Regions from separate parts of the Homo sapiens genome. Here region 2 is linked to region 1. Evidence: read pairs that join two places in POLR2A ChIA-PET (ENCODE). Cell type or tissue: PC-9. All regions are shown on one strand. Links, peaks and the distances in the headings refer to the core of each region. The heading gives the core; the rest is flanking DNA.

What was found. Peaks named below come from ENCODE experiments on the same cell type or tissue, not always from the same donor. Only the 100,000 strongest peaks of a DNase experiment are listed, where the experiment ranks them.
Region 2: POLR2A ChIA-PET joins it to region 1 with 5 read pairs; 3 of 35 experiments call an interaction of 5 or more read pairs at or near these places.

The regions. Positions count from the first base shown.
Region 1 is chr4:123,133,514-123,149,816 of GRCh38, forward strand. All of the region lies in intron 14 of AFG2A (AAA ATPase AFG2A), which reads left to right. Among named protein-coding and RNA genes, the nearest start is that of AFG2A, 220 kb to the left of the region's middle. In PC-9, for the core only: no CTCF peak of the experiment used is centred there; no DNase peak of the experiment used is centred there.
Region 2 is chr4:123,307,283-123,323,585 of GRCh38, forward strand. AFG2A (AAA ATPase AFG2A) reads left to right here. Exons shown (of 16, transcript NM_145207.3): 16 at 6,606-12,151. The coding sequence ends at 6,782. Among named protein-coding and RNA genes, the nearest start is that of SPRY1, 81 kb to the right of the region's middle. In PC-9, for the core only: no CTCF peak of the experiment used is centred there; a DNase peak (open chromatin) is centred at 8,499; H3K27ac peaks cover 460 bases.

The sequences.
Region 1 (16,303 bases), core at 5,541-10,540:
TCCCTTTGTAAACTCCTAGCTTTATTTATATATATTTTTTGTTTGAGTTTGACACAGGTGACTTCATTTTGATTCTGATACCTTTTACAATACCCAGTAGTGGGATTGCTGAATCATATGGTCATTCTGTTTTTACTTCTTTGGGTAACCTAGACATTGTTTTCTTAAATGGCTATACTAATTTACAATATCACTTTATATTGTTTTCTTAAATGGCTTTACTAATTTACAGTGTCACTAACGGTGGATAAGGATTCCCTAGTTTTCACATCCTTGCCAAAACTTACTGTCTTTCATCTTTCTGATGGCCAGTCTGACAGATGTGAGGTGACATCTCATTGTGGTTTTAATTTGCATTTCTCATTATTAGAGATATTGAGCACTTGTATTTGTTGGACTTTTGTGTATCTTTTGAGAAATGTGTATTGAAGTTCTTTCCAGTTTTTAATAGGGTTATGTGTTCTCTTGATATTGAGTAGTTTGAGTTCCTTGTATATTTTAGATATTAGCTCTTTATTAGATGTATGATTTGCATATGTTTCTCCCAATCTGGGGTTTTTCTCTTCACTCTATTGTTTCTTTGGTGTGCAGAAGCTTTTTAGTTTAATGCAGTTCCATTGGTTTATTTTTGCTTTCATTGCCTGTGCTTTTGAGGTTATATCCAAGAAATCTCTGTCTGTGGAGCTTTTTCTCTTAGGTTTTCTTCTAGTAGTTTTATTTTCAGGTCTTCTGCTTAAGTCTTCAATTTATTTTGACTTGATTCATGTATAAGGGGTGAGAAAAGGGTCCATTTTTATTCTATATGTGGATATTCAGTTTGCTCGTCATCACTTATTGTAGAGACTGTCCTTTCCCCATTGTATGTTCTTGGCATCATCATCAAAAATCAATTGACTATAGACATGTGGATTTATTTCTGCTCTCTCTGTCCTATTCCATTCGTTGATGTGTCTGTTTTGATGCTAGGTATGGCTTTGCAGTATATTTTATAATCTGTTTGTGTGATGCTTCCAGCTTTGTTCTTTTTGGTCAAGATTATTTTGACTATTCTGGGCCTTTGTGATTCCATATGAATTTTAGGATTTTTTTTTTTTTTTTTGCAAAGGATCATAAGAAACTACTATGAACAATTATATGTCAACAAATCATGTAACCTAGAAAAATGGATAGAAACATTTAACATAACAAAACTGAATCAAGAGATTGGAAATCTGAACAGACCAATAATTAGTAAGGAGATTGACTCAGTAAGTAGAAGTCTGTCATCAGTGGAAAGCCCAGAACCACATGACTTTATGGCTGAATTCTACCACACGTTTAAAGAAGGGCTAATACTAATCCTCCTCAAACTCTTCTGAAAAATTGAAGAGGAGGGAATACCTCCAGACTCATTTTATGAGGCCAGAATCACCCTCTTACCAAAGCCAGACAAAGACATTACAAAACAAAACTATAGGCCAGTATTCCTGATGATCATTGATGTAAAAATTCTCAACAAAATACTAGCAAACCATAGTCAATAGTACATTATAAGGATCATTTACCAGTAGATCAAGTGGGATTTATTCCTGGAATGTAGATTGCTTCAACATAAGCAAATCAATAAATGTGACTTACCATATTAACAGAATGAAGGACAAAAACTACATGATCATTTCAATAGATGCAGAAAAAGCCTTTAACAACATTCAGCATCCTGTCATGATTAAAAATCTAACAAATTAGGTACAGAAGGAATGTTCCTCCACACAGTAGAGGCCATATATGGCAAGTCTGCAGCTAACAGCATACTCAATACTGAAGAGCTAAAGGCTTTTTTTCTAATATCATGAACAATACAAGATGCTTACCTATTCTCACCATTTCTTTTGAACATAGTTCTGGAAGTCCTAGCCAGAGCAATTAGACAAGAGAAAGAAATAAAAGGCATCCTAATAGGAAAGGATGAAGTGAAATTATCTTTGTTTGCTGACTACATGATCTTATACAGTTACACCTCTGTATCTGTGGGTTCTGCATCTTTGGATTCAACCAACCACAGATTGAAAATACTCAGAAAAAAATGGATAGTTATGCCTGCTGAATATCTACAGACTTTTTTCTTGTCACTCTTCATCAAACAATATAGTATAACAACGTTTACATAGCATTTACATGTATTAGGTATTTTAAGTAATCTAGCGATCATTTAAAGTATATGGGATAGGCATAGGTTATATGCAAATACTATGCCATTTTATATAAAGGACTTGAGCATCCATGGAGTTTAGTATCCTCCAGGTTGCCTGGAACTAATCCCTCATAGATACTGAGGGACAGCTATATATAGAAAATCCTAAGGACTCCACCCAAAACTGCTAGAATTCATAAACCCAATAAAGTTGCAGGGTACAAAATCAACCTACACAAACCAGTAGCATTTTGTTTTACACTAACAACAAACTGTCTGAAAAAAATTAAGAAAACAATCTCATTTACAATAGTATGAAAAAATAAGTAAAACAATTAGTAAACAAGGAAGTAAAAGATTTGTAATTTCCAAATATTTGGAAATTTTTCAGTAACTCAGTGTCTTTAACTAATAATTTAATCATTCTAGTAAGAAAACATGCTTTGTATGATTTTAGTCTTTACATTTATTAATTTATGTAAATTAATATGTGGGTTTTATGATCACCCACGACATTGTCCTAACTTGTCGACTGTTCTGTGTGCTCTTTTAAAGAAGGTAGTCTGTTGGCCGGGTGCGGTGGCTTACGCCTATAATCCCAGCACTTTGGGAGGCTGAGGCAGGCAGATCACCTGAGGTCGGGAGTTTTAGACCAGCCGAACCAACATGGAGAAACCCGGTCTCTACTAAAAATACAAAATTAGGCCAGGTGCGGTGGCTCACCCCTATAATCCCAGCACTTTGGGAGGCCTAGACGGGCGGATCACGAGGTCAGGAGATCGAGACCATCCTGGCTAACATGGTAAAACCCCGTCTCTACTAAAAAAAAAAATACAAAAAAATTAGCTGGGGTGGTGGCAGGCGCCTGTAGTCCCAGCTACCTGGGAGGCTGAGGCAGGAGAATGGCGTGAACACGAGAGGTGGAGCTTGCAGTGAGCCGAGATCGCACCACTGCACTCCAGCCTGGGCAACAAAAGCAAAATTCCGTCTCAAAAAAAAAAAATATATATTAGCTGGGCGTGGTGGCACATTCCTGTAATCCTCGCTACTTGGGAGACTGAGGCAGAAGAATCGCTTGAACCCAGGAGGCAGAGGTTGCAGTGAGCCGAGATCATGCCATTACACTCCAGCCTGGGCAACAAAAGTGAAACTCCATCTCAAAAAAAAAAAAAAAGAAAAAAAGAGAATGTAGTCTGTTGTTGGGTGCAGTGTTTTATAGAGGTCATTTAGTCAGTGGTCCCCAACCTTTTTGGCACCAGGGACCAGTTTTGTGAAAGACAATTTTTCCACAGGTGTGGGGCGGGGGTTGGTTTCGGGATGAAACTATTTCACTTCAGATCAGGCATTAGATTCTCATAAGGAGCACACAACGTAGATACCTTGCACGCACAATTCACAGTAGGGTTCACACTTCTATGAGTGCGCATCTAACGGTGCGGCTGATCAGGCAGTAATGCTTGCTTGCTTGTCTGCTGCTCACCTTCTGCTGTGCAGACCAGTTCTTAATAGGCTGCAATCTGGTACTGATCCACAACCCGGGGGTTGATGACCCCTGATTTAGGTCACTTTGGTTGATTATGCTGCTATTCATGTATTTGATATTCTTGAAGAATTTCTATTTGGTCTATTCTTTTGGTTCCTGAGAGAGAAATGATGAAGTCTCCAAGTGTAATTGTGGATTTCTCTATTTCTCCTTTCATTTTCTTCAGCTTTGCTTCATCTGTGTTGAAGCTCTATTCTTAGATGCATTCACATTTATCAATTGTTGCACCCTCTACATCTCTTGGTAATTTTTGTATTCTGACATCTAACTTCCTCAGATTTTAACACAATCAATCCACTTTTCTTTTGCTGGTGATCACGTGGTCTCATTTTACATTCTTTTAACATGTATGTATTATTTTATTACAGTTGACTTTCATATAGATAGCATTCAATTTGTATCTTGTTTGCTGTACAGTCTTAATCAGGTTTCTTAAAGTTGTGTTTATACCATTTAGTATAAATTTCCATATGTTTGGGTTTATGTCTGTGACTTTATTGTTTGCTGTTTGCTTCCGTTTTTCATTCTTCGGTTTTCCTTTTTCTGCCTTCTTTTGAATTATTGGAATATTTTTTATTACTTTAATTCATTTACTGGCATTTTAAAATTTCTTTGTTTTGTGTGTTGCTCTAGCAATTACAATATTCACATCTAAGTTTTCACAGTCTACTTAGAGTTAATATTTTATCACTTGAAGTTTCTATACATTAGTATAGAACCCTTACAATGATCTAGGTCAAGAAGATAGGGAAAATGGATATTTGATGACAGCTGGGTGTCTGCCACAAAGGACAACATTAAGTTGCCTTTTAGCCCACACTTCTCTTAATCTTTTCTGTACTGCTTGTTATGCATCCTTTAATTATTTGTTTTATTCTATATTAATTTCAGCCTATAGTGTGCAATTATATGGAAAATAACGTTATGTCCATGCCTCCTTTCTTGGGATATTTCCTAAATTCAGTATGAGATTGTTGATATAGATAAGAAAACTGACTTGCAAAGAGATTTCATTGCCCCAGGTAACACAGCTAAGTGGCAGAGCTGCAATTTGTACTCTGAGTCTGGTTTTGGGGTCTGCACATTTGACCACAATGCTACTGCCTGTATTTTACTTAAGATAATAGTTATGTTTATGACAAACCTCTAAGTATGTATGACTTCTAAATTTACACATTCTTTGAGTGTTCTAATTTCATTGTCATAAAAGCTTACTATTTTCTCATTTTTAAGACATATTTCATACTTCTTAAGATAGCTCTTAAATGTATTCCAGAAACTTTAAACATTTTTGATATTGTTGAACTAGTTTTGGAATCAAAACAATTTGTGATTCCCACATAATTGCAGTTAAATTTTTTCAGTGTAATTTTAAAAATACCTTATGGGAAAATACTACTGCAAGTTGTGTAACACTTTAATTATCTATTTTTTGTAATCATAACAGCGTACACTTAACATTTGGAAAAAAAATAAATATATTCAAAATATACTTTTTCATTTTTTTAAGGTAATATTTGGTATTTATAGGTCTTCAAGCCCAGGAGCCTACAACCGACAGACTGGGAACCATACTTTATACTATTAGTGAATAATAATAACAAAAATAAGATTTACATTTTTTCTTAGGATACCAGAGTTGAATAAATTCAAATTTAGAAACACATATACATGTATATGTATAAAATATATGTATATCAAAGAACTAGAATTTTTAATCAGACTCAAACCTTACCAGTGAAATGGGAATACTCTTTACATTATCCACCTAAAATGTTCCTATTAACCATGTGGTTTTAAGAGGTATTTAAATTTTGGAATTTTTAATAGCTATCTGTTTCTTCTGTAACTTTGATTATATTATAGCTTTTCTTGAATGAGGAGATAAAACAGATGTAAATATTAAGACAAAAGCTTGATGCCTATGAAACAAATTATTTCCAAGTACATAGAGTGAAAATACTTTAAAAGCCTTTGAATTTGGCAACTTTCTCTTTGCATTCCCTTTCCTGATTCTGTAGCAATCACTGTCTTGTTCTTAATGAACTGGTACTCAAAGGTCATTCAGAAACATTCATTAAAACCAGTAGGGAAATAATTCTACAGACTTCCTTTAACCAACCTGTAGTTTTGTTTTCTTTCTTAATAGCCTCAGGTCTCAGACACAACCATCTTTTATTTATTTTTTCTTTCTTTCTGGAATCAAATAACTTTTAAAGATTTGAGAAAATCAGCACCAATATTTGAAGATTAAAACTTGATCCATCTGTCAGTTAGAATTTTGATTTGGAAAAGCCACAGGTAACAGTGTAAATTCTAGTTTTACAAATGTAGTAATAAAGAATATACTTCAGTGGCAATTTAAACTTCATATTAGTGAATTAAGATACTCAGTAAGTTTCAGGGTATTAGATTGATAAAGCAATACCTGGATTAATGACTAGTCATTATGAGGTGTACTTTTATCTTTCATTTAAGTCAAAACTTATGTTGCATTACATGCTTTACAAAAATTGCCACATTATTACATTATGGTTTGGCCATAAATAGGAGCAATTTTGGGAACCATTTATTTTGTGAATGGTTACTGATTTTCTGAATCATTCAAGTTCTACATTCTATTAAATTTTATAAGCCTATTATTTAATATGAGCTTTTTCTGTTTTCAGACTGATACCCATTATTTTTCAGTCATAGCAGAGAAATAGGTTTCCAGGATAAAACAAATTGTTCAGGTATTCAAGCAGCCCTCAGGAGTAGGCAAATATCAACAGATAGGTCACTGAGAGATCAAGGGATTTACTCTTTTCTTTGGTATACCATAGTTCTTGAAGGCTAAAATTTTGGTAACTGTTTCAGGAAAATAAATACTGTACTATATTTCGTTTCTTTCCTTCAATCCTGATATGTAAAGTAAACAAACCTGTTTTCAGAATATCTAACCTTTAGTTGAGTAAATGACAGGTAGGAAATAAAGCTGTTGATACGGGAGAATGAGTAAGTGAAAAAATCCATCCTTTGTCAACCACTCTTATTTTTTAAATTGAATCTGCTTTCAGTTTCAGTAGTTGGGAGTGCTAGATGTACATAGCTTAATGGATTTGGTGCTTAAAATTCTGGTTTTCTTCTTTTACTTACATTCCAACATCACAATAGAAAATAATGCAAATAGCCTTCTAAATGATTGATATATGATGATATGTTAGGCTTATTTATTGAGTCAATGCTTCACACCTGTTCTGTGTCACAACACCTCCCTTAGAGGATAAGGTTTTTTTTTTTTTAAAAAAGCGATTCTTTCTTGTAATGCCACAGGCATTATAAATCTCTCAATTGAAAAATACTGAATTAAATTTGCTTCTTATTTAAAACTACTTAAGGGTAACCCTTTGTATACTTGTTTTTTAAAGTTGATTGCTTATTATCACATTGCTCTATGTGTATTCCCATTTTTTAAACTTTGACAAGATACTAATTTTTATATTCATGGTAATAATAATCTTAACATTATATAACATTTTCACAATATGGAGTTTACTGAAAACAAATCTAAAATTTTACATTTAAGTTCACTAAAGTAACACTTGTAGGATGAGAAAGATTTTACTTGTTTGGTGGTACATGGAAATTTGACCCCACATGGAACAAAAGTTAACATTGTCATGAAACTACTAAAAAAAATGCTCGTGTCATTTTAGCCTACATTAATTATAGCATCTAGATTGCATAACTAATAACTTCATAGTATTCTGTCCTGGTGAGATGACATCTAGAATATAACACACAATTTTGAGATTTCATGATTTGCAACTAATTTTGGACATAACAGGCAAGGTCCACAGCATATTTTTACCATGGATAATAGAATGTAAAATAGTTACTGTTTTCATGTGTTTAAAAGTCTGTTCTCTAGAAAAGACATGATTTTAAAAGAAAGTTTCTAGCAAAACAAAAAGAATAACTTTGTGGTGAATTGGAATTTTTCACTAGGGGACTTGCTTGTTCTGGTAGGCATTGATCTCCCAGTTGTTCTGGGTGCTTTTAAAAATTATATTACATTTCTGCTGCATTGACTAGGAAGTTAAAATTAGCCAGGCATGGTGGCGTGGGCCTGTAGTCCCAGCTACTCAGGAGACTGAGGCAGAAGAATCGCTTGAACCCAGAGGCGGAGGTTGCAGTGAGCCAAAATTGCCCCACTGCACTCTCCAGTCTGGGTGACAGAGCGAGACTCGGTCTCAAAAACAAAACAAAACAAACAAACAAAAAAACAGTGTTACTCTATAGTGTACTGTGTTGCCAGATTTGTTTTGCCCACCTGTAGGCTAATGTAAGTATTCTGAGCATGTTTAAGTTAGGCTGGGCTAAGCTATGATGTTCAGTAGGGTAGGTATGTTAAATATTTTTTTGATTTAATATTTTGAGCTTGATGGGTTTATCAGAATGGAACTCCGTTGTAAGTAGAGGCTCGATCTGCATCTTTGGAGAAACGTCTATGCAAGTTTTTTGCCCACTTTTGAGCTGGGTTGTTTGTTTTTTGTTTGTTGTTGTTGGGTTTTAGGTATTCCCTATATATTCTGGATATTAATCCCTTATCAGATAGATGATTTGCAAACATTTTCTTTCATTCTGTGGGTTGCCTTTTTACTCACTTGCCACTTTTTTGTAGCAAACGTGACCCCTCCTAAAAGGGGGGATATATGTATTTTAAGACCATTCCTTGGCAGTATTGTCCTTAGAGCTTTAGGTTGACTATTTGAATTCGTATGGTCTTTGACTCATCTCATCATCTAAAACTCCTTGATGTTTTCCTCCTTTCTTTAATGTTATATAGACACAACTGGGACAGCTGACAGTGAATATAGGTTATATTTTTGCGAAGAATTTAGCAAGAGAGGTTGGCTGTTTGGCATTAAATATCTGTATCACTGTGAAGTTTTTAATTGTTTTTGGATACTAATTATCACTGAACATGACCTAGAACAATACCTTATTACATAGAGTTACTCATTTGTCAAATGTAGGAATGAATGTATGTATGCATGCATGTAAGTACACATGCATATAGCCTTGGTAGTTACTACAGTGCTATCATAGATGTAAAGTCTTTCACAGGCCTGGGTAGACAGCAGTCATGTTTTATTCATGGCCTAGTCTAGCATGGTTCCTGGTACTCTTAAGTTTTGGTGAATGTTCGTCATATAAATAAATATATTTAATTTAGAAAGCATCAGAAAAACTAACATTTGGATAAAGCAGATATAATTTTGTATTATATATGTGAGTAATTTTCTTTCATCTTTAAATTGTCATATTTCCAAGGAATCTATTCATTGTTGATTTCATGTCCCTCTTAAACAACTTGAGATACGTTAACTTTGGTAATCTGTCATAGACTTCACTTCATTCTGTGGCCTTTAATTTAAGAGAATGGTAGTTCTTTAGATGCTCTCTCAGGGTTAATCTCCCAACAGCTGGAAAACCAAGAATGGCTGTGAAAAGTACTTCTTTACCTAATACAGGATTGCATAACTACTTGCTTTTCCCTTAAAAATAATCTGCAGTATACATGGATCTTAAAATAGGAATGATAACTCTTTTGTAGAAATATTAGGGGATCAGAAGAGATAATTTATACGAATCATTTGGCTTACAATTTGTTGTAAAGTGAGGCCTTGAGACGCAATAGCTATTACAGGGTGAGCATTCTAAGTTGGAAAATTCAAGACCTGAAATGCTCCAAAATTTGAAACTTTTGAGTTCTAACATAATGCTTGAAGGAAATGCTCATTGGAGCATTTAGGATTTTGGATTTTAAGGTTTGGGATGCTCAACCCTAAACCAGTAAGTATGTATAATGCAAATATTACAAAATCCAAAAAAAATCTGAAATCTGAAACACTCTGGTCCCAAGCAATTCAGATAAGGGGTATTCACCCTGTATTATTAGTTTTTCCAGAAAAAAAAAAGAAAGATTATCAAAGATACACACCCGACTTTAGCACTAAAATTTTTAAGTTGTTGTACCTTCAATTGCTTTATTTTTCCCTTTCAATTCTAATGTTAAAAAATGTAATCCTGTTTTACAAAATATTTCAGCAAGTTTTCAGCAGTCGTCGCTATTACATTAACTATAAATAATCTTTTGGGAGACCTATCAACATCTACTTTCTCTTTCACAATTTGATAATTAACGTATATCACATCTGTGCCTTTCTTTCTAGGGATTTCCAAGATCTGATGGAATTTGCAATGGTTGATGTATATATGGCTCTTATCCATTGTCAGTAACCCACCTTCTTATGAGCTTTTCCAATTTTCGGGCAAATAACTAAGTACAGTATTTGTGCTGATATAGGTACAAGAGTTTAAAGAAGGCATGACTTAAGTGTTACTAAGAGGAAATAAGGAGAAATTATGTTAATAAATTGGCATTATATACTAATAAAGTTAGTCTCCAATCTGTGGAAACATGAAGAATAGAATGTAATGCTTTGCATTTCTCGGTGGATGAATGATTTTAAAATTTCATACATGGGGGAGAAAATAAAAATACTCCTGAACCCAAAGCTTGACTTCATTCAGGGATATGCATAAACTTCTCTCTCTTTTTTTTTTTTTTTTCCTTTAACCTGAAAGGACATTTAGAAAGCTAAATCTATTTTTCCTTCTTTTCAGTCAGAAAGTCAGGCCTCACCAGCAACAGACTACTGGTGTTTTGTAAGGGCTATATAATGTTTTCATCGTAATGCTATATAATGTTTTCATCTTTGTATTCGTTAGCCCAGACTTTTTGTTTAGTACTAGGAAGTATTTCCACAGATGTTGAGTGAGTGGATAAATGAATTAACTTGTGTGGTATACCTGGGGAAAAGGCAGTAAATGGGTAGAAAAACTCAAGAATAATCTACACCTATGGGGTTGACAACTTTTCCAGTTGCTCTAGGAATTACTGTAATCATTTTCTTTCTGTTATACTGCCTTATAGATCTGATGGAAATTTTGAAAAGAGCGTGTTCTCATTGTTTAGCTCTATATATCTGTTGGCTTCATTTGCTTTTAATATTTTTTTCTAATAGATACCTTTCTGGCTTGCACAGCAAAGTTCAATTAATGTAAGGATAAAATGTAAATTATCTAATTCAGCTTATTTACATGCTGTAAGTAATATAGTAATGCTAACTGGGCTTTCCTTGGCTTTTGTTTCATTGTGATCTGAGCTCAGATTATAGTTTGATCTGCTATGCACTGACCTGGGTGCCAGATGCAAGGGAAGCCAGTAAATAATACTATAAAGAGAGATGCTAGCTTTAGTTTTGAAAGGACGATGACTTGTAAGTGAGACTGTTGTAAACCACACAGTAATTAAAAAGCTCCATAATTAAAAGGGATATTTCCTTTCTTTAACCTGTCTTAAATGTTAGATATGATTAAAAGCAAAAGCATTTCTCTCAATAAAGTTGGGGGAAAAGTACTTGTTTTTATAGTCAGTTTTTGAAACATAGGAAAAGTGACCTCAAAGAACCTGTGTTGTAAAATTTTCAGAGTCATAGGAACTTGAACTTTGTTTCTTGATTACTTGATGAAATTGGTCATACTAGTTTATGAATAGTTCTGAATGGCCTTGTAGTCTTCTGTTGGTTTTGGTTTCATCTTTCAGTAGATGGACCTGTGGAAAAGTGGAACTGGCTTTGAAAATGTACTGGAAGCAATTATTTTCCTAAGACAATAATTTTTTTTCTCTTTTCCATTTTCTTTAGAACATACAGGCTAGAAGATCCACTCAGCATTTAATGCATATGACTTTACATTGCTGTTTATCTTTTTGTTTATCCCGAAATTGGAAGCTTCTAAAAGGCAGAGATTCACTCTCTTCCTGTGGTGGTTCTAGAGGCTGTGCCTTGCATAGAGTTAATTTTTAAAAAATAATTAATAATTATTTTTCTTACCATTTCTATTACTCATTTTTCAATTTGGAGAATAATTTTACCTGGCCACACTGATGGAACTTGCATACATGGGCCAGCTCTTTTACTCAGTTGCCCAATTTTTGAATGAAACTGAAAACTGTGGACAGATACATCAGGGAAGAGGAACATACAGAGTAAAAGACATAAAAGCCTTAAAGTTGGCTTCAGTTTCTTCATTTCATCTTGTAAATTACACAGGAGTCCTTCAGATAAAACTCACTGGTTATATGACAAATTAAGCAATTAGATTACTGCACACCTAATAATAGTAGCAAATAATGCACTTTCAATCTGCTAATATGTTAAGCACTTTTCATTATCTCTTCCTTTTACATGAGGGGAATCTGAAGTTTAGGGAATTTAAAACTTCCACAAAGTTAGTAGTCAGTAGTTTATATACTAGTATTAAATCTGTTTAAATCCAAAGCCGGTGACATTAACAGTTTCCAAACGATAATAACAAAAGTGAAAAATGTTAGTATCATTCCTTGAGAATTCACTACATAAAATTCTCTTCCAAATATTTACTCATTTTATAGATTAGGAAACTGATCCCCAATGAGGTATATCCTTTTGGTATATTGGTTAAAGAATAATATGTCTACTTGAGAGTGGCATCCTAATTACTGAAAACTGGACTACGAACTTTTAAAGTTTAATTAACAGTAATTTAATGTATTTTTATGTTATTTCTTAATCTTTGGATTATTTTTTCTTTTTGGAGGTTGTGTATACTCTGAATACTTATAGCAGTACTTCAGAACAATTTAGAACATATTTGTACTTCTAATGCAAATTTAATGTCTAGAATCCTGTTAACACATGTGATAAATGCCAACAGAAAGAGATTGATTTGCTGTCATGAATTAGACTGACAGATTTCTCAACAACACTAGATGCAAGAGGCCACTAAATAGGAAACTAACTTTGAACCTAAGATTTTATCCAACTAACTTATTTAAATATGAGGGAGAAGTAAGGATATTTGCTCATATACAAGATCTCAGAAAACTTACTGTACCAACACTATTTCTGAAAAGCACCAGGCAAGAAAAGTATGTCCAGAAGGAACTAGTGAGATATAGTTAGTAAAAGGAAATAAAGAACCCAAGAAAGGGTATAGTTTTATAGCCACACAATGGGGAGAAAAACGGAAAAGAAGGGGAAGAAAAGAAATAAGAGCCAAGTAATTTGTTGGCTTAGAATTAAAACTCCAGGTAATATTAGTCTTTCAGCAGTTATGGGGACAAGATGGGTAAGGAAGTCAGTTAGAGATCAGAGTAGGTGAAAATTTTGAGGTTCTTGTATTCATCAGGGAAAGTATTTATGAACTTTAGACACTAACAGTGAAAAATATGCATAGTTATGAAACTCAAAATTAAGCTCTCTGTTTAATAATAGACATCAGAGATAACATGAACAGATACTGATAAATTGAGAAAAGAGCTTCAGTACCAAACGAAACAAAGAACACAGATTTCCAGGTGCTTTTTTATCTGAACATGTTGCAGCACCATTGGAACCATTGTGTCACTTTAACCAAGCCTCCAATATTTTTATTCTTTCAGATCACAAGGGGTGGATGCCAAACCTCTCATTTTTTTCCCTCATGATTACACTACAAGGCAAAGCGCACAGGGTTTGAGTTCGTTGCAGTTGCTAGGGACATACACCTAGGGACTGACTACTAGGGCAACCTATGCTGTCATGTCACATTGTTCATAAGTCTTCCGTGAGCAAAGATCTGTCCCAACAAATGCCCCATACTCCTTTCACTTCCAAGTTATTTTCTATCCTAAACAATTTTTCCTTCCTTTATACTGGAAACTCCAAGATCTATAACATTTTATGATAAACTTGATCTTATTTTATATTATATATTTGTGTTCCCATTTCACTCTTCTGTTATCTTACTCTAACACTTAAATGCTGTATGATCAAAGTTAACTAATTTCTTAAATTTAATGAATCTCTTTAAACCAGGAGATGTCATGTCTTGGTTGTGCATGGTATACATAGGAATGATAGTTTAAGGAAACCCATTTCTAGATCTTTAGTGCCTAAAACTGATCTGCTTGAGAATTCACTTGTGATGGGGGTGGAAGTTTCTCTTCTCCAAACTCCTCTTTACCTCTGAAGCATCAAACAAGTGGGCAGTGGGAAATACAGGTATTACGTTTGAGAGAATAGATGGCACTAAAGCCATCTATTATTAAACTGGTACTCAGTACCAGTTTACTGAGTGTGGTCTGAAGATCATAATAATTACCATTTGCCTTTTTCATTCTTATTTTCTCAGTAGTTACAATTAAAAAAGATTTTCAGTTGTTATCTGTCATCATTCCTGATATATAATATAGACAGATTTCAAATACTTGAGGAATATGATTAGAACAGAATTACTTCTCGCTTATTTGTATGAACAAGGTTTCTCTGTACTTTATTCCACAAATTTTTTTTAGAAATTGAAATAGAATCTAAAAAATTGAATTGTAGCAATAAGTAATAGTTTACAATGTCTATAAAAATTCACTGGGGAGGGAGACTAATAAGAGGATTCCAGCTGTCTCATTAAGAAACGAACTTTCTATAACCTTAATGTTTAATTATATTTTCCAAAAATCATTAATACATTTATGTAATTGTACATGAATCATTGTAATGCTCATTCAATCCAGAAGAAACGTAATACTTAGAACCTTATGTTCATATGAGTGAACACTTTTTAAAATTTCAAAATATGTGCATATTTTTCTAAGAATTATTACAAGATGATCAGAGAAAGAAGGAAATTCTATTGGGATAGTAGAGTAGAAGTACAAATTCAAGGAGAAAAAAAGAGCAGTGTAAAATTTCTCAAAGATATCTTTTAAATAGATGGTAGTGTTAAATCACTGTATATTTAAATCTGTTGAATATGTTGAAAGAGTTGATGTAAAGGTCTTATTTTAAAATCTCAATATTTACAAAACTCTGGAAATTACATCCTTTACCACTATTTAAACATGGGTACATGTGAGAAGGCAAAAATCTCAATTTTCTTTTTTAAGTATACATACAGTTCCTTTTTAGCACTAAGAGCTACGTGTGCATAATGATTGAGACCAGAACTCCACATTTTGTTGAAAAGTGGGGAGTGAGGGGGAGAGAGAGAAATGCTTTTAAAATTAAACAATGAAACTTTTCCGGGGAGTAGTGAAGAGTGGGTGGTTATAAAATGACTTGGAAGCAGATCAGCTGGAAAGGTGAAAGAATCAGAAAGCAAATATAGCAGTGGATAATGGAGTTGATCTGTAGCTAGCCTATAGCAACTGCCTTTACTATATTTTAATATGTGCCATTAAGTGTGTCTCTTGATTGCTTCTGCTTTCTGCCAGTATGGCTTACTGTTGTAACTAGAGTTAGTTAGCTGGCCCACTGATACCACCACCAGAGCCTTTTCTAATCTATTATAGATTTCTAACGTGGGATAGGAGGCCAACAATGTTTCTTTGATTACAAATAGGAGGTACATACCTTGCCAAAAATTTGCAACATGATAGAATTGAAGTCAGTACAGAACACACACACACTCTATTTTTTTTTTTTTTTTTGAGACAGAGTCTCGCTCTGTCGACCAGGCTGGAGTGCAGTGGCACGATCTTGGCTCACTGCAACCTCTGTCTCCCGGGCTCAAGCAATTCTCTTGCCTCAGCCTCCCGAGTAGCTGGGATTACAGGCAGGTGCCACCATGCCCGGCTAATTTTTGTATTTTTAGTAGAGACAAGGTTTCACCATGTTGGCCAGGCTGGTCTCGAATTCCTGACCTCAGGTAATCCGCCTGCCTCGGCCTCCCAAAGTGCTGGGATTATAGGCGTGAGCCACGGCGCCTGGCACACACACACTGTTTTTATACCACTGTTACTTTACAGTTTGCCCAAGTTATGACAGAGATGGCACTTATACTTAGTAAATAAATTTGATAAGTTACAGGCTTACAAATGGAGAAATCAAGAATCAGGTGACTAAAGTGAGATGGAGATAAAACTAGATAAGATGAGTCTTTGCTGCAACACTTGACAAAATCCTGGGAGAAAGGATAAAACCATCTAATTCATAAAATTTATAATAGGCCAATGGACTGGAAAGAAAAAGAAATACAGGAAAGATACTGTGGAAGAGAAATTACAGAAAAAGGTGAGGAAAAAGTTAATGTCTGGGGATGGGAATAAAATGAGAAATGGGGTTTAGCTGTCTATAATAAAACAAATAGAAAATGAAGACCGAAGCTTTTTCTCTGCTTCGATTTGTACTTTTCAATTTCATAATATGTTTGTCTAAATCAGTGATTATCAAAAGGGCTCTAAGGTGTGCATCTGAGAATTATGCATGTACATCAGAATATGCAAATGTTCTCTTTTCTTCATAAGATTCTGGTACAACTTAATGATCTTAAAAAATGCTTACCCAATCCCACCTCACATAGGCACACACAAAAACCACTGGATATTTAGATGGAACTGTGCTGTTCATTTCAATGGTGTTGAAGCCTAACTAATGTGATTTTCATCATGTAGCAAACATTTAAAACTTTTGAATTTCCTAAGCATTATTTTAGGAAATAGCTTTTTTTTTTTTTTTTTT
Region 2 (16,303 bases), core at 5,924-10,923, 170 kb after region 1:
GGCCCACACCACTACACCCAGCTCCATCTGCATTTTGAATGTGATGCCAGCAGAGTGATGAGCTTTGTGGTGGTCCCTGGGTTCAGTGTAGATACACACACACACACAAACACACAAACACACACATACTTATCTCATTAGGTTTTCCTATAAACTTTATAGCTAGTAATGAGAAAGGTCCTAGTTTAAATTGAAGGGTTTTTTCCCTCAGTTTCTGTAGTATTCATTCCTAAATAGAGAGATATGTTGACAGATTTATCTGAAAAGACCTCATTTTTCCAAAGCTTAACACAGAAAGGAAAATCCCGTAATCTTAGGTTAGTTTCATCAAGTGAGACAATAAATCGCCATTTGCATAATTTTCTTTTTTTAGCAAAGATTCCATTCTAATTCTCCAAAATAATATACAGTCATGCACCACATAATAACATTTCAGTCAACAATGGACCAGATACATAATGGTGGTCCCATAAGATTACAATATTATATTTTTGCTGTACCTTTTCTATGTTTAGATACACAAATACTTACATTGTGTTACAGTTGCCTGCCTACAGTATTCAGTAACATGCTGTACAGGTGTGTAGTGTAGGAGCAATAGAATAGACCCTATAGCCTAGTGTGGAATGGGCTATTACCATCTAGATTTGTGTAAGGACAGTCTGTCTACACAACAGTGAAAGCACCTAACAATGCACTTCTCAGAACATATCCCTGTTGTTGAGCAACACGTGACTATATGTTACTGCACTGTTTGTAAATTTTCTGAAGTTGTGCTCCATTCCAGTGCAGTTTTTTTCTATGACAATACAACAAAGAAGCTCCTGTTCCTGTGGGATACATTTTGATACCGAAGAAAGCATCTCTCAAAAATAACAAAAGCATAGCTGTATTCTTGCTAGAATTTCTAATTTATGTTAGAAATTAGTTCTACAGAAAGAACTAAATGCAGAGTAGTGCTCCAAACTGAAAACATAGCTTGAGATGAACATACATCACAGTATTAAACAATTTTAGTTATTTACTTTCTCTTCATTCTAAGAACTTAAGAAGACCTGACAACATCTGGATCAGGGGTTCCCACCACCCCCAGGCCATGCACCGGTACTGGTCCGTAGCATGTCAGGAACCAGGCCACACGGTAGGAGGTGAGCAGTGGGCAAGTGAGCATTACCACCTGAGCTCCACCTCCTGTCAGATCAGCGGCGGCATTAGATTCTCATAGGTGTGGGAACCCTATTGTGAACTGTGCATGTGAGGGATCCAGGTTGTGCACTCCTTATGAGAGTCTAATGCCTGATGATCTGAGATGGAACGGATTCATCCTGAAACCACCCGCACTCCTCCGCCCCCTGTCCATGGAAAGATTGTCTTCCACGAAACCAGTCCCTGGTGCTAAAAAGGTTGGGGACTGCTTATCTAGATCATATGAAACATAAGTAACTAAAAATACTATAGATTGGCCAAATCTGGGGAAGATGAACATAGCATGCATCTTTTTGAAAAGGTAGTTGTAGTTAAGTAACTATTCAGTTCAGCAAACATACCTTGACTATTTACATAGCCAGAGCACAAGTAAGTGCTTTGGCTGCTACCACTGTTGCTGCCCTTTGACCCATTAAACACACTGGCCTTCCTTCTGTCTCTCATGTCCTCTCCCCATCTTCTCAGAAACACAAGGAATATGTCTATATGTCTATTCCTTGTGTTTCTGTCCTCCACCCGCTTCCTTTTTCTATTTTGGAATGGGGAGAGCAAAAGTAAAAAGCTATGCTAATAAGCAAGAGCCATAATGTGCCCTGATTGAGTTGTTTGGTATCTCCCAAAGTATGTGCCAAAGATCACCATTAAACCATTTATAGATATTCTGCCAGAAATAGGAGGGGAAGAGTTCTATGGGAAACAACGAGTGTCGTAGTCCATTCTGGCTGCTATAACCAAATAACTTGGACTGGGCAATTTTTAAATAATACAAATTTATTGCTCACACTTCTGAAAACTGGGAAGTCCAGGATCAAGGTGCCAACAGATTTGGTGTCTGGTGAGGGCCTATTCCTCATAGACATACCTTCTAGCTGTGTCCTCACATGGTGGAAGGGGCCAACCAGCTCCATCAGGCTTCTTTTATAGGGGTACTAATTCTGTCAGTGAGTACAGAACGCTCACAACCTAATCACCTCCCAAAGACCTCACTTCTTAATACTAGTAGCATTGGAGATTAAGTTTCAACATATACATTTTGGAGAAAAACATTCAGACCATTGCACTGGGTTAAAGAAAATCAAACTGACCATCATTAGTAGCCTTTGTAAAACCTTTAAAATTCTATTGTGCACCATGGGGAACAGAATATATACAGGTTGAGTATCACTAATCTGAAATCCACAGTGCTCCAAAATTCAAAACTTTTGAGTACCAACATAACACACAAAGGAAATGCTCATTGGAGCATTTTGGATTTCAAATTTTCAGATTACAAATGTTCAACCAGTAAGTAGAATGCAGATATTCCAAAATCTGTAACATGTCTGGTCCCAAGCATTTCAGATAAGGAATACTCAACCTGTATAGTGTTGCCCAAAACTTATTTGACCATGGAATACTTCTCCTGAACACACTGATTTCTTAACGGAAATGCTGGCGTGGACCATGAGAAGAGCAGGAGAGCTGCACTTTTCTTGGGAGATATTATATCATATCTTGGAACTCATACCACAGTAAGTGGCTCCCAGAGCAAATAGAAACCAGCCATCATGGACATCCTAAGAATACATCTGTTTCCAAATCTACCTTTTTATTCGCGGTAGGAGAAAAGAACCAATAATCCAGTCAATGCTTTTGCTTTTGGAATTTCTACTAAGAAGCCTTTTCATGAGGAAAAAATAAAAACAAAAGGAACTTTTAGGAGTGGCGCTCTGTCAGCTGCTTGTGCATCAGCTGCTTGTGGATTTGGTTTAGAGCTTTAGAGAGGACTGGCATTGACTAGCTTTCACTGTCATTGTGGCCCACATGACTTTGAAAACACTATCATTGTGAATTTTAGTTATATTTGATGGTAGAATTATTCTTTTAAAAAAATTTCTCCATTCTGTCTACTGAGGCTAGTTCAATGTAATCCGTGTTTTCTTTCTTCCCACCTTGCTGCTTCTCTACTCATTTTATTCCTTTCCCTTACCTGTATGCATGTCTCAGTTCTGTTCTTCACACTTTGGTTTCCAAAGCTGTAACTTATTCCTTCTCTCCACACTAAAGCCCTTTCCATTTGCCTCCCTGAAAGTACTTCTAATACCATGGTACACACGGCATTTACCTTACATGCATCCACTACTGGTTTGTGAGCAGGGGAAGACAGGTGCTATATCTTAGACATGCCTGGATCTTCCACCTGGCTTAATATAGTTATTGCACAGAGTAGCTATTCAGTGGATGTTGATTGACGAAAGAATGACTGGCTAATTATTTGTAGTGTCCTGGTTACATTTCCCTCAGTTACTGGCAGTATATTGCTAAGTAAATGTGATAGGAAAGTAAGAGTGGCAGAAGAAGATGACCTTATTGACTAGTTCTTCAGAGCATCCTTTATAAATAAAAAGAAACAGAGTAATGTTTATTGAAGCAAGTGTTGAATTCAGGCAGTGTTTCTCCCGCCCTAGGACATACAGACAGCTGCACTCCTTCCTCTACACAGAAGAAGTCACGTTCATATTGAGGTCCTTGAGTACCCATGTTTCTCTTTTCATTAACACTCAGAAGTTCTCTAGGTCATCCCTATCTCATCCAACCATTAGTGATCTGGTCAAAACTCTGTCCAAGTTTTCTATATCTCAAGTTTCGTAGTTCTCCAAGCTAGATGGAATTGTTTAAGAGACAGGGGAGTACTAAATATAGTAGGGAAATTTTTCCCAAATGTTGACATATACTAGAGGCCCCAAGTTACAAACATTCACATTTCAGGTGGTCACTACTTCTCTGACCATAACTGATCACTAAAGCCGCTTTGTCATTACCATGTAAGCCACCACAAAACAACAACTTATAGCTCATAGAAAAATCTATAGCAGCAGGCTGGGCTCGGGGGCTCACACCTGTAATCCCAGGACTTTGAGAGGCCAAGGCGGGCGGATCACAAGGTCAGGAGATCGAGACCATCCTGGCTAATATGGTGAAACCCCATCTCTACTAAAAATACAAAAAACTAGCCAGGCGTGGTGGCACGCGCCCGTAGTCCCAGCTACTCAGGAGGCTTAGGCAGAAGAATCGCTTGAACCCAGGAGGCGGAGGTTGCAGGGAGCCGAGATTACGCCACTGCACTCCAGCCTGGTGACAGAACGAGACTCTGTCTCAAAAAAAAAAAAAAAAAAAAAAAAAAAAAAAGAGAGAGAAAATCTATAGAAGCAAATGTGAAGGAAAGTAAGTGATTCTGCAAAGAGGAATGCCCAGGGGAACTGACCCTAAGGACAGCCTTCTAGGCCCTAATGATATAACATTTCCCACTACCTACATTTATTTACTGTGCTGTATTAGGCTCCCTGAGGTTCCAGTGATTACAGGAGTACAACCATTTCTTCTTCTGCCAGTTTGATTACTGTGTGTTGAGAGTGAAAGCCTGTCTGACAATTGGTTCCCTTCCTCGGATGTGCCAGCGGGGCAAACCGCCCATCTCGCCATGTGAATCAAAACCCAGAAACGTTGAGAGGTTCCAGGCAGCCTTTTGGTTACCTCTTTTTTTCTCAACCCTGCTCTTTTTCCAACCCCCGCCCTGGCCACCATGGTACACATGCTCATCTGGCCACTCTGTTGGATGTGTTTCCATCAGACTTTACACATACCCCTATTAGCAAGATCACTGCACTGTGCAAAAACAGGGAGATATCAGTCATATAGCAAATGAAATAGTACAGTAATTAATATTTGTCCACTCACATAGTAGGTGCTCAATAAATGTTCCCAACCATTATGTGCCAGGCTCTCTATTCTCTGAGGGAGTCTCAGCTATGAGGGGTGGGGGAGGTATGCAGGAGAGAGAAAGAGAGCTCCGTCACCTGGCAGGAAATGTAGTGCTCTTTGCCTCTTCCAGTGATTCTTCAGACTTCTTAGCCTTGCAACCATTGCTTCAAATTCTTGTCCAGATGAAAGAAGTGCTGCTCAGAAGGGTGTGGGTGGGGACTCTTCCCACTTGGTCCCTTCACCTCCCTTTGTAGAGATCTCCAAGGTCCCCTTAGAACACAGTGGAACCATTGGATAGCCAGTTTACCATGCTGGTCATTTCACAGGTTTTTACTGTGCTTATTAATTATCACATTCTTGTTTTCAAAAGAGCTCTTTTTGCACCAGAACATGTGATAAAGTGGTTTTACTAATCCCTTGAAGTTTTGTTTTTTCCTTCAACAAGATGATAGCCACCCTCTTTTTTCAGAAAAACATTAACATGCATAACCACTACAGTTAACTTCGGCGCTCATTAATGAAGCCCAGAACTAATAGTTACATTGTCGTAATTTGACAAAGCCATCTAAATCTATGCATGTTTTTGAAAGCTCCCTAAACATGCTGCTAAATCCCCTAAAAAGCTACTAAACTGCTTTGGCAGCCATTAGCCCAGCATAAGCAGAGGAACTCTTTTCAGTGAGTGAACAAACAGAGAAAATACGCTGAATGGATGGACAAATGTGTTTCAGCTGGCCCTTTCATTTACCAATATAAGGGCGCAGTCAATATCAATCACTGTTTTCCCTGTTGCCCTGAAAATCACAATATCTCTTTTCATCCCACAAGCTCTTTTCACTACCGTAATGTGTCTTTAGAATGACACTGGCATCAGCCTGCTTCCGCTGTCTGAAGTCCAGAGAGCTTAAAAACACATTTCGGGATTCTTGAACCTTCCTCCCCTTCCGTTTTCCTACTGCCTCCTCCCTCCTCCCTCTGCATCCATTCCGCCCCCTCCCCAGATTCTTTTCAATTCTTCCAGCTTTCCTGGCTGAGTAAACAGCATTCACTTCTCTGTTCTAATGCAGCTCTCCAAAGTAAATGTTGACAACCCTATCTGATATTCCTGAGATTTAAGAACTCATTAAAGAGATACACATAAAGAAATGCTTTTACATGTTGGTAATACATCAAAGGTTGAAAGGAATGTGGAAACTCTGTGCTATGACACGGTGTGTTGATGAGCAAGGCCTCACTCTGTATCAGAATATCTCCCCCTCTGCCCTCCCTTGACCGTTGGCTCCCGCCTCCCTCCACCACATAGAGACATGCATCCTTTGCCATCCCTTGTTAAAAGTATGTGCGTGCACAGCTACCTACCCTTACAGTTAAGAGCAAATGCCCTTAAAAGCAAATGCCACTTCTTAGATATCTTTTGGCACTCCTGGTTCTGAGTACTTAATACGTTGCTTTGGGATGAAGGAAAGAACAGAATGCTCTGTATATGATTACCTTTTATCCTTTTGAAAACTTGAGTGGACTAATTCTTGCAGATAAATTTTAGCAATGGGCATTTAGTTGTAGAAGGTACCACAGATGAATATTTGGAATATTATGTTTCTAAAAGAGTACTGATTGTTTTCTACCTCCTTTTATTTACTTATTTTTTAAAATTTCAGATTGTAGCTGTCTGCAGAGAGGCAGCTCTTCTGGCTCTGGAAGAAGACATTCAAGCCAATCTCATCATGAAAAGACATTTCACTCAGGCCTTGAGCACTGTGACACCTAGAATTCCTGAGTCATTGAGACGTTTTTATGAAGATTATCAAGAGAAGAGTGGGCTGCATACACTCTGAGAAAATATATATATTCAAGATGCTGAAAATCCTTTCCAGAGAAAATTTGTTTCTTTTTAAAATTTTTTGAGAGTGTTAAAAAAAATTTTACTAGGCAAAATGTTTGAAGTATGTTCAGTAGAATTTAGGGGCTTTGGTTCTTACAGATTTTCAAGTCATGTAAGTACAGTGAAAATATCTCTGAGCATAAGTTTCAATCAGTTTTACCTGGAAATTTGTGGTGTGGTTTAAAAAACAAATGTTTAGCTTTTTCATTTGCGACCTAGTCTGTTCATCCCATGAAGCGATTTCTTTTTCCAGAATCTGTTTGAGTGTCTTTCTAAAATGCCAAACATGTTGGCATCAATTTTATACAGGGATATAAAAAAGTATATGTGGATAAATTTTTTGTAATCTTTAGGGATATAAAAAAGTGTATGTGGATAAATTTTTTGTAATCTTTATTTTTGAAGGCCAGCCAGTAAAATGGCCCAATGTGCCAGCCAGGCTTATGTGGCCTTGTTTTCAAATATACATATATGTGTTATCATTAAAATTCATATATGCATTTTTGTTTTAGCCTTCTTAATCTCTACCTATGGCCAAAAAAATTTTTTTTGAGAGATATTTTGTATAATACAATGCCCTTTGAAAGTGTAAGCCCACTCTAAGCCTAGATCAGTAGGCTTGGGTTTTTTTTGTTGTTGTTTTGTCTTTTTTTTTTTTTTTTGAGACAGAGTCTCACTCTGTCACCTAAGCTGGAGTGCAGTGGCACGATCTTGGCTCACTGCAACCTCCGCCTCCTGAGTTCAAGCAATTCTCCTGCCTCAACCTCCTGAGTAGCTGGGACTACAGGTGTGCACCACCACACGCAGCTAATTTTTATATTTTTAGTAGAGACAAGGTTTCACCATGTTAGCCAGGCCGGTCTCGAACTGCTGGCCTCAGGTGACCCACCCACCTGAGCCTCCCAAAGTGCTGGGATTACAGGCGTGAGCCACCATACCTGGAGAGGTTTTGTGTTTTTGTTTTTTTTTCATAAAATGCTTTTAATAAATCATATGAAGCATTCATGTTTTTACTTATACATATTTTCAGGGTACCAGTAAACTTTTTAGTTCAAAGATAGGCCAAATTGTACTTTTTTTTTTTTATGAGACAGAGTCTCGCTGCTCTGTCGCCCAGGCTAGAGTGCAGTGGCGTGATCTAGGCTCACTGCAAGCTCTGCCTCCTGGGTTTACTTACGCCATTCTCCCGCCTCAGCCTCCTGAGTAGCTGGGACTACAGGTGCCCACCACCATGCCTGGCTAATTTTTTTTTTTTTTTTTTTTTATTAGAGACAGGGTTTCACCGTGTTAGCCAGGATGATCTCGATCTCCTGACCTCGTGATCCGCCCGCCTCGGCCTCCCAAAGTGCTGGGATTACAGGCATGAGCTACTGCGCCCTGCCGCCAAATTGTAATCTTAAACATATTATGTTGCATTCTAAATATGTATATTTATGCTTCTTGTTATTTATCCTCAGGATTTCTTCACACTTTATTACTTCATAAATACTCTTGAAAAAGCTTTCAGAAAGTGATTCTCTGACTTCAGATCAGAAACTGGCAATGGGAAGAATGTGCACTTAAACTTGATCACTGTAGATCTTTGAAAATTCCCAGAAAGACAAATCAGACAAGAAATACCTGATTATCAAAATAATGGGCTATACAGTTTTGTGGTGGCATACATTCCTTGTTTGTTTGTTTAGAGATAGGATCTTGTTGTGTCACCCAGGCTGGAATGCAGTGGCACAGTCGTAGCTCACTGCACCTTCAAACTCCTGGAGCTCAAGTGATCCTCCTGACTCAGCCTCCTGAGTAGCTAGGACAACAGGTGCACACTGCCATGTCAGGCTAATTTTTTTTTTTAAACAGAGAGACAGAGTCTTGCTGTGTTGCCCAGGCTGGTCTCCAACTCCTGGCCTCAGGTGACCCTCCTGCCTCAGCTTCCCAAAGGGCTGAGATTACAGGTGTGAGCCACCATGCCCAGCCTGTGGTGACATATATTCTGAAGTCACATCTCAAATATTTAATCCTCAAATATATTTACATCCTCAAAAATATCAGATTTTCAAGACAACACTGGTTTACCAGTACATAAACCCACCTAGGGGACAAAGAATATTACCACTTAGAACTGTGTTGTCAAATACAATAACCACTAATTGTATCTGACCATTTTAATTAAATTAATTACAATTAAATAATATTTAAGAATTAGTTTATCAGACATATCAGCCACATTTCAAATGCTCAATAGCTACATGTGGCAAGGGTCTGCCACACTGGACAGAGTAGAAAACATTCCCATCATTCAGAAGGTTCTCTTGGACGCTGCAGATCTGGAAAACAAGACTTCCATATTGAAATAAATACAACCTCAAAACTTTTATGCTCTGTGTTCCCTTTAGTTGTTATCTACATAGAAAATTATGAAACAAGAGAGGAACTTACCTTCTTCCCTATTAAATATATGGCTAAGGGCACAAGAAAATAAGAGGAAAACTTATCCTTCAGGGCCTAAACAAGGAAATGAAAGAAATCTCATTCCCAATAGAATAAAAACCAGAAGCTTGAAATGACTCTGGTGCAGGAGGCTGGGTGGTGGGGAGGAGGGTAGCAGTCTCAATCAACAAGTTTAGATATTAATAGCCACTCAAAGCCTTCAGCCCATATAACATGAAGTGACAACTGAGCTCTGCACATAATGCTCAAGCTCTATAATAACCAACACTCTCAGCACAAGGGTAGACAAGAAAAGAAAAATCTCCTGCTGGCCAGGAAGACCACAAGGAGGCTTTCTGACTTGGCCTGTGCTTTTGATTTTTAAAACATTTTTTAAAAGAGGCCTCTCTGGGCTGGGCGCGGTGGCTCATGCCTGTAATCCCAGCACTTTGGGAGGCCGAGGCAGGCGGATCACGAGGTCAGAAGATCAAGACCATCCTGGCTAACACAGTGAAACCCCGTCTCTACTAAAAATTCAAAAAATTAGCCGGGAATGGTGGTGGGCGCCTGTAGTCCCAGTTACTCGGGAGGCTGAGGCAGGAGAATGGCGTAAACCCGGGAGACGGAGCTTGCAGTGAGCTGAGATTGCGCCACTGCACTCCAGCCTGGGTGACAGAGTGAGACTCCGTCTCAAAAAAAAAAAAAAAAAAACCTCTGAGAATTCTGACTATGAGCTTACCTGCCCATGGCTTTAGAATGATTTGAATTCACACTACCTTCAAATTCATGAAACCTCAAAACCTACAAATTAACCTAAAAACATGGAGCCAAGCTAAAAATGCCCTGGGGGTAACTAGCACTTGGACTAGTTACAGGAATGTAGCTTCGTCTCAGAGGATTCCAAAAGCTAATGCCTTGCTTACCAAGGGCTTGTAATCTCACAGGATGTGATGGGTGGGGCCTCAGATCTGCTGATGGGAGCATAAATTGGTACAACCACTTTGGAAGGCAACTGGCTATCTAGCAAAGTTGAAGACCCTACAATCTAACAGTTCTCCTAGGTGCATATCCCAGAGCAAGTCTCACATTGATGCAGTGAGATAGTGAATAGGAAAGTTCATAGCACCATTATTTTTAAGTAGTAAGAACCCGGAAACAATCTAAATATCCATCAGTAATAGATATATGTGATAGTCATACAATGGAATACTGTGGCAATAAAAAATAATTAGAGCTACATATGAAATAGGGATGAAACATGGATGAACAAAGAATGTTTTAGAGGAATATGATATTTAAAATTTGAAGCATGAAAAATATGTGTTTATGGGGGCATATATAGTGGAAGAATAAATGAATAGAAAAGAAAAGCACCAAATACTGGTGAGGAATTTCCTCAGGGGAGAAAAGTTGAGCTGCTTCAATTGTGTCAGTAATGTTTCATATCTTAGGGTGGGTGATGGGAATATAGGTGCTGATTTAATATAGTCTGTACTTTTTGTGTACCTAAATATTTCGTGATAATTTTTAAAAGATGGGCCTTAAACCAATACAGTCATATCATTTAACTCAATTCCATGAATTTACAATGCAATCCACAGTGCCCACAACCCCATGTTTCTGGAAAATCAGGAGTATTGGGTACAATGGAATAAAATGCAAGAAGGCAAATAAGAGATCAGGCTTTTAGGACCTAGGAAACAAATAAAGAGGAATTTGTTGCTGAAAGTAATGTGTAGCTGACACTCTCATTACCTGACACAATGGGAGACATTATGTCTGGGAATAAGACATCTATTTCCATAGCACTGTAGTCCTGCAAAGGAGTTGGAAGTTATGAATTTTTAAAGATTTTAGAACATTATATCTTTAGTCTCTCATAAGCCAATTATTTATATCTCCACATAGCCCATTATTACCATTGAAAAGGCATGCAATTCTTCTATTTGAAGCTTGTTCCCTTTTTACAAAAGTACTAGTAAAAATCTGAGTCATACAAAAGAGCAGGTCAGGTGTCACTAATAACAGTTTACCTCAGCTTCATCTCCATGAAGGTTTTACTTCTAATCCCAGAGTCTCATGTTTATGTATTACAAGAGTGTATGAAAGCTGGGCATGGTGGCACACACCAGTAGTCCCAGCTACTCGGTCGGGGGTTGAGGTGAGAGGATCGCTTGAACTCAGGAGTTTGAATCCAGCCTGGTCAATGTAGCGAGATCCTATCTCTTAAAAAAAAAAAAAAAAGGGGGGAACAGTGTATGATCCTATTATTTGGGTTTGTGTGTGATCGAATACATGGTATATAGTTCATGGAAAATTTAAGCTCAGCAAGGAAAGAAAATGGCCAGCTTCCTGTCTTAGGAAGACAATTTACTTTTTGGCATCTGTTTGGTTGAAAGTTTGCCTTTGATCCAGATTCTTTCGGATGTCAGGGATATTCACATTGACATGTCTTTTTAGTGTTCCAGGAGATTTTAGTTTGAATAGTACAATTTTTTCTTCTTACAACAAAACTTAGAACGGCTTCTAACTTATTTCTTCATGGCCAAGAAACTACCCTAACTTATCTCGATAAATATTTAGTTCTGTCTTATTTCTAATGTGTAAAACAGGTTTTAAAAATAATATATAGATTTTGCATTTATAAAAAAAGATTTAATTTATAGAACCAAACTTGAACATATGTTTAATTTAGCCTAATCAGAAGGTTACAGAAAAAGTTGCTGTAAAGATAGAATAAAGGTATTGTACTGGTCTGTTTTTACTGAAGTTCCAGAATGTGAGGTTATTAGAGTCTTGGCTTATTGTGTCATGTTTTCCTGAATGCTTCCTTTGAAGATGAGCACACACCAAAGCATCCTTTGATATTATGTATGGATTAAATTAACACTGCTTTCCAAATGTGGTCCACATAGAAATTCTAATGTTACAAATTTGCCTTTCTTCCTTGGATTTTCATTATAACAGTTGTGTGCACACATAGGCCTTTTGCCTAATGTCTTTATCAAATATACCCCTTACTCCAACAAATTTTTGCAGAAAGAGATGTTACAGGGTTTTGAGAGTCCTACAAAATCATATGGAAATTTGTAGACTCTTCTTTCAGGATTTAGTGATAAACATTTCTGGAAAGACGGTTAAGTGTCACACCCACACACAGCAAAACCCAAGGATATGAAAAGAAAAAAAAATAGAAACATAGAATTCATCTATGCTTAAAATAGGGAACAAATATAACACGTATTACAGATTTCAATTTTACACCAACTTAAAAAGGATCTAGGAAGTTTTACATGTACTGTGCTTGACAACACATTCAGTGTGACAGGAAATACCTTGTTTACTTGGTTTCAATACACCATCAATTGTAAGCCTCACTATTTAAAAACATATTTTTCTAGAAAAAAGATAAAGTACTATAATATTGATTTGCATGTTAATGGTATTACATCCTGATTCCAGAAGCATTAAAATGTGAACAACATATATAATAAAAATCAATGAAATACAGTTAAATGCAAAGGAAATTAACATGTAATAATACATTCAAATATTTTATAATACACCCACAGCCATTAAAATATTACTTGCACCCAACATAATTATAGGTAATAATGAAAATTGCGACAAGCAAATAGGAGAATTAAAGATACTGAATGCAGATTATTTTGGGGCCGTGAATAATCACAAAGTGAAATATCCCAAATGAAAATAGCAGGGGAACTATGCCAAAAATGTGGGGTGAAGGGGAAGGCTGGGAGGAGGAGAGAAAACACCAAAAGAAAGCTGGGGTACATTTGGAAGAAGGAACATTTTCTGAGGAAAGAGGAAAAAAGTTTAGAATACAATGGCTTTGAAGTCTCAAAAAAAGTTAAGAAAACATGGATGATGTGATTCAGTAGATAAAATAATTGAGTCAGATTTAAACAGAATTAACAGAGCAAAGGAAAGGGACTAAGAAGAAAAATAATACTCTCATGTAGCCTTAGATTCAGAAATTCCACATTAAACCATTTATCATTCAGATATACATTCACAGTTACAAAATGGTATGTATAAAATTTTTTCATTACAGCTTTGTTAAAAAGACAATTCAGTTATCTATCCATAAGGGCTATTTAAATAAAGTATGGTACATCCATATAATGGAACATTATGCTGCTATAAAAAAAAAATTATGACCTAGTGTAGACATTATCTCCAAGATACAGTGGATCTGAATAATAACTAATAACACATATGTTTAAACTCTGCAAATAGAGAATGCACATCATTTTATACTCATGATACATGTAATTATAGGGTACATGCACACACGTATATAACAATGTATTTGCTAAAGTAGATATGGTGCAGAATGTACCCTATAACTACCATGACATAAAACTAATGTAGAAACAACAGTTACAACAAAAATCAACCAATTAAAAGCTCAAAAATAATTGTTAAGTGATTCCTTGAACAAAGAAGAAATCGAAAACAAAATTGGAGAATATCTAGAAAATAATAATGAAAGTACTATATACAATTGGTGGGACACAATTAACATTCTACACAGAGGATAATTTGTACACCTGAACACTTTCCTTAATAGAATAAGATTAACTGAATTAAGCATTCTACTAAAAACTTATATTTTAAAAAAAAACTACAAAATTAATCTCAAAAAAATGTAAAAGCTGAAATCAATAAATTAAAAAACAGAAGTGGTCAGTCCAACAGCTCATTGTTTGAAGAACAAACTCTAAAACAAAACAAATTAATCTTTTTTGTGTTCGACAGAATGATTATCCAAGTATGTCCATGTCCTAATCCTCAGAACCTATGCATGTGTTTGTTATGTAGCCTTCAGATGTCAAAAAGAACTTTGCAGATGTGATTACATTAAGGATCTTGATAGGAGAATAGCCTGAATTTTTCTAGTAGACCCAATGTAGTCACAAGGATCGTTATGAGGGAAAGATGGAGGCAAGAGAATTGGTCAATGATGCAAAGGTCAGAGAGAGACATTTGAAGATGCTCCACAGCTGGATTTGAGGATGGAGAAAGGGCCCACAAGCCAAAGAAAGCAGGTGGCCTCTGGAAGCTGGAAAAGGCAAGGAAAGGGATTCTTCCCTAATGCTTCTAAAACACAGCTCTACCAACATCTTGATTTCAGCCCCATTTTATAGACTCATTTCAGACTTCTGACCTCCAGAACTGTGAGATAATACATTTGTGTTTTAATCCACTAATTTGTGATAAGTTACAGCAGAAATTGAAAATTGCTACACTTTCTAGATTGCTTTTTAAAAGATAACAAAACCATTTATGGCATTTTGATATACTGATGACAATCAAGCTGAGAAAATCGAGAACACAATCCCATTCACAATAGCTACAAAAAAAAAAAAAGTGAATATCTAGGAAGATACTTAACCAAGAAGATGAAAATTCTCCACAAGGAAAACTACAAAACACTGATGAAAGAAATCATAGATGATACAGACAGATGGGAAAAATGCCATATTCATAGATTGGAAGAATTAATATTGTGAAAATGACCATACTGCCCAAAGCAATCTACATATGCAATGCAATCCCTATCAAAATACCAACATCATTTTTCACAGAATTATAACATCTTAAAATTCATATGTAACCAAAAAGGAGCCCAAATAGCCAAAGCAATCCTAAGCAAAAAGAACAAAGCTGCAGGCATCACATTATCTGACCTCAAACTATACTACAAAGATATAGTAACCAAAACAGCATAGTATTGGTATAAAAACAGATCAATGGAACAGAATAGAGAACTCAAAAATAAAGCCACATATCTTTGACAAAGCCAACAATCTTTGACAAAGCTGACAAAAACATACACTGGAGAAAGGACCACCTTTTCAATAAATGGTGCTGGGAAAATTGGATTGCCATATGTGGAAGAATGAAATTGGACCCCTACCTCTCACCATATATGAAAACCAACTCAAGATGGATCACGAACTTAAATGTAAGACCTGAAACTAAAAATATCAGAAGAAAACCTAGGGAAAATTGCTGGTCATTGGTCTAGTCAAATAATTCATGACTAAGACCTCAAAAGCACAAGCAACAAAAACAAAAATAGACATGGGACTTAAGTAAACTAAAAGGCTTCTGCAGCACAAAAGGACAGAGTGAACAAACATTCTGACGAAAGGGAGAAAATATTTGCCAACTGTGTATCCAACAGGGAACTGATATCCAGAATTTGCAAGAATAACAACAGCAATGAAATAACCCCATTTAAAAGTGGGCAAACCCATGGGAATATAAACTAGTATGGAAAACAGTGTGGAGATTCCTTAAGGAACTAAAGGTAGAACTACCATTTGATCCAGCAATCTCTCTACTGGGTATCTACCCAGAAGAAAAGAAGTCATTATACGAAAAAGATACTTGCTCATGCATGTAGCAGCACAATTCGCAATTGCAAAAATGTGGAATCAACCAAAATGCCCATCAGTCAACGAGTGGATAAAGAAACTGTGGTGTGTGTGTGTGTATACATATATACACATATATATACACACATATATATATACATATATATACACACATATATATATACATATATATACACACATATATATATACATATATATACACACATATATATATACATATATATATACACACACATATATATACAATGGAATACTGCTCAGCCATAAAAAGGATTAAATTAATGGCATTCACAGCAACCTGGATGGGATTGGAGACTATTATTCTAAGTGAAGTAACTCAGGAATGGAAAACCAAACATCATATGTTCTCACTCATAAGTGGGAGCTAAGCTATGAGGATGCAAAAATACAAGAATCACACAGTGGACTTTGGGAACTCAGGAGGAAAGGATGGGAAGCGGGTGAGCAATCAAAGACTACAAATTGGGTTCAGTGTATACTGCTCAGGAAATGGATGCACCAAAATCTCACAAATCACTAAAGAACTTACTCATGTAACCGAATACTGCCTGTTCCCCAAAAACCTGTGGAAATAAAAAATTTTAAAAATAAATAAAAAAGTGAG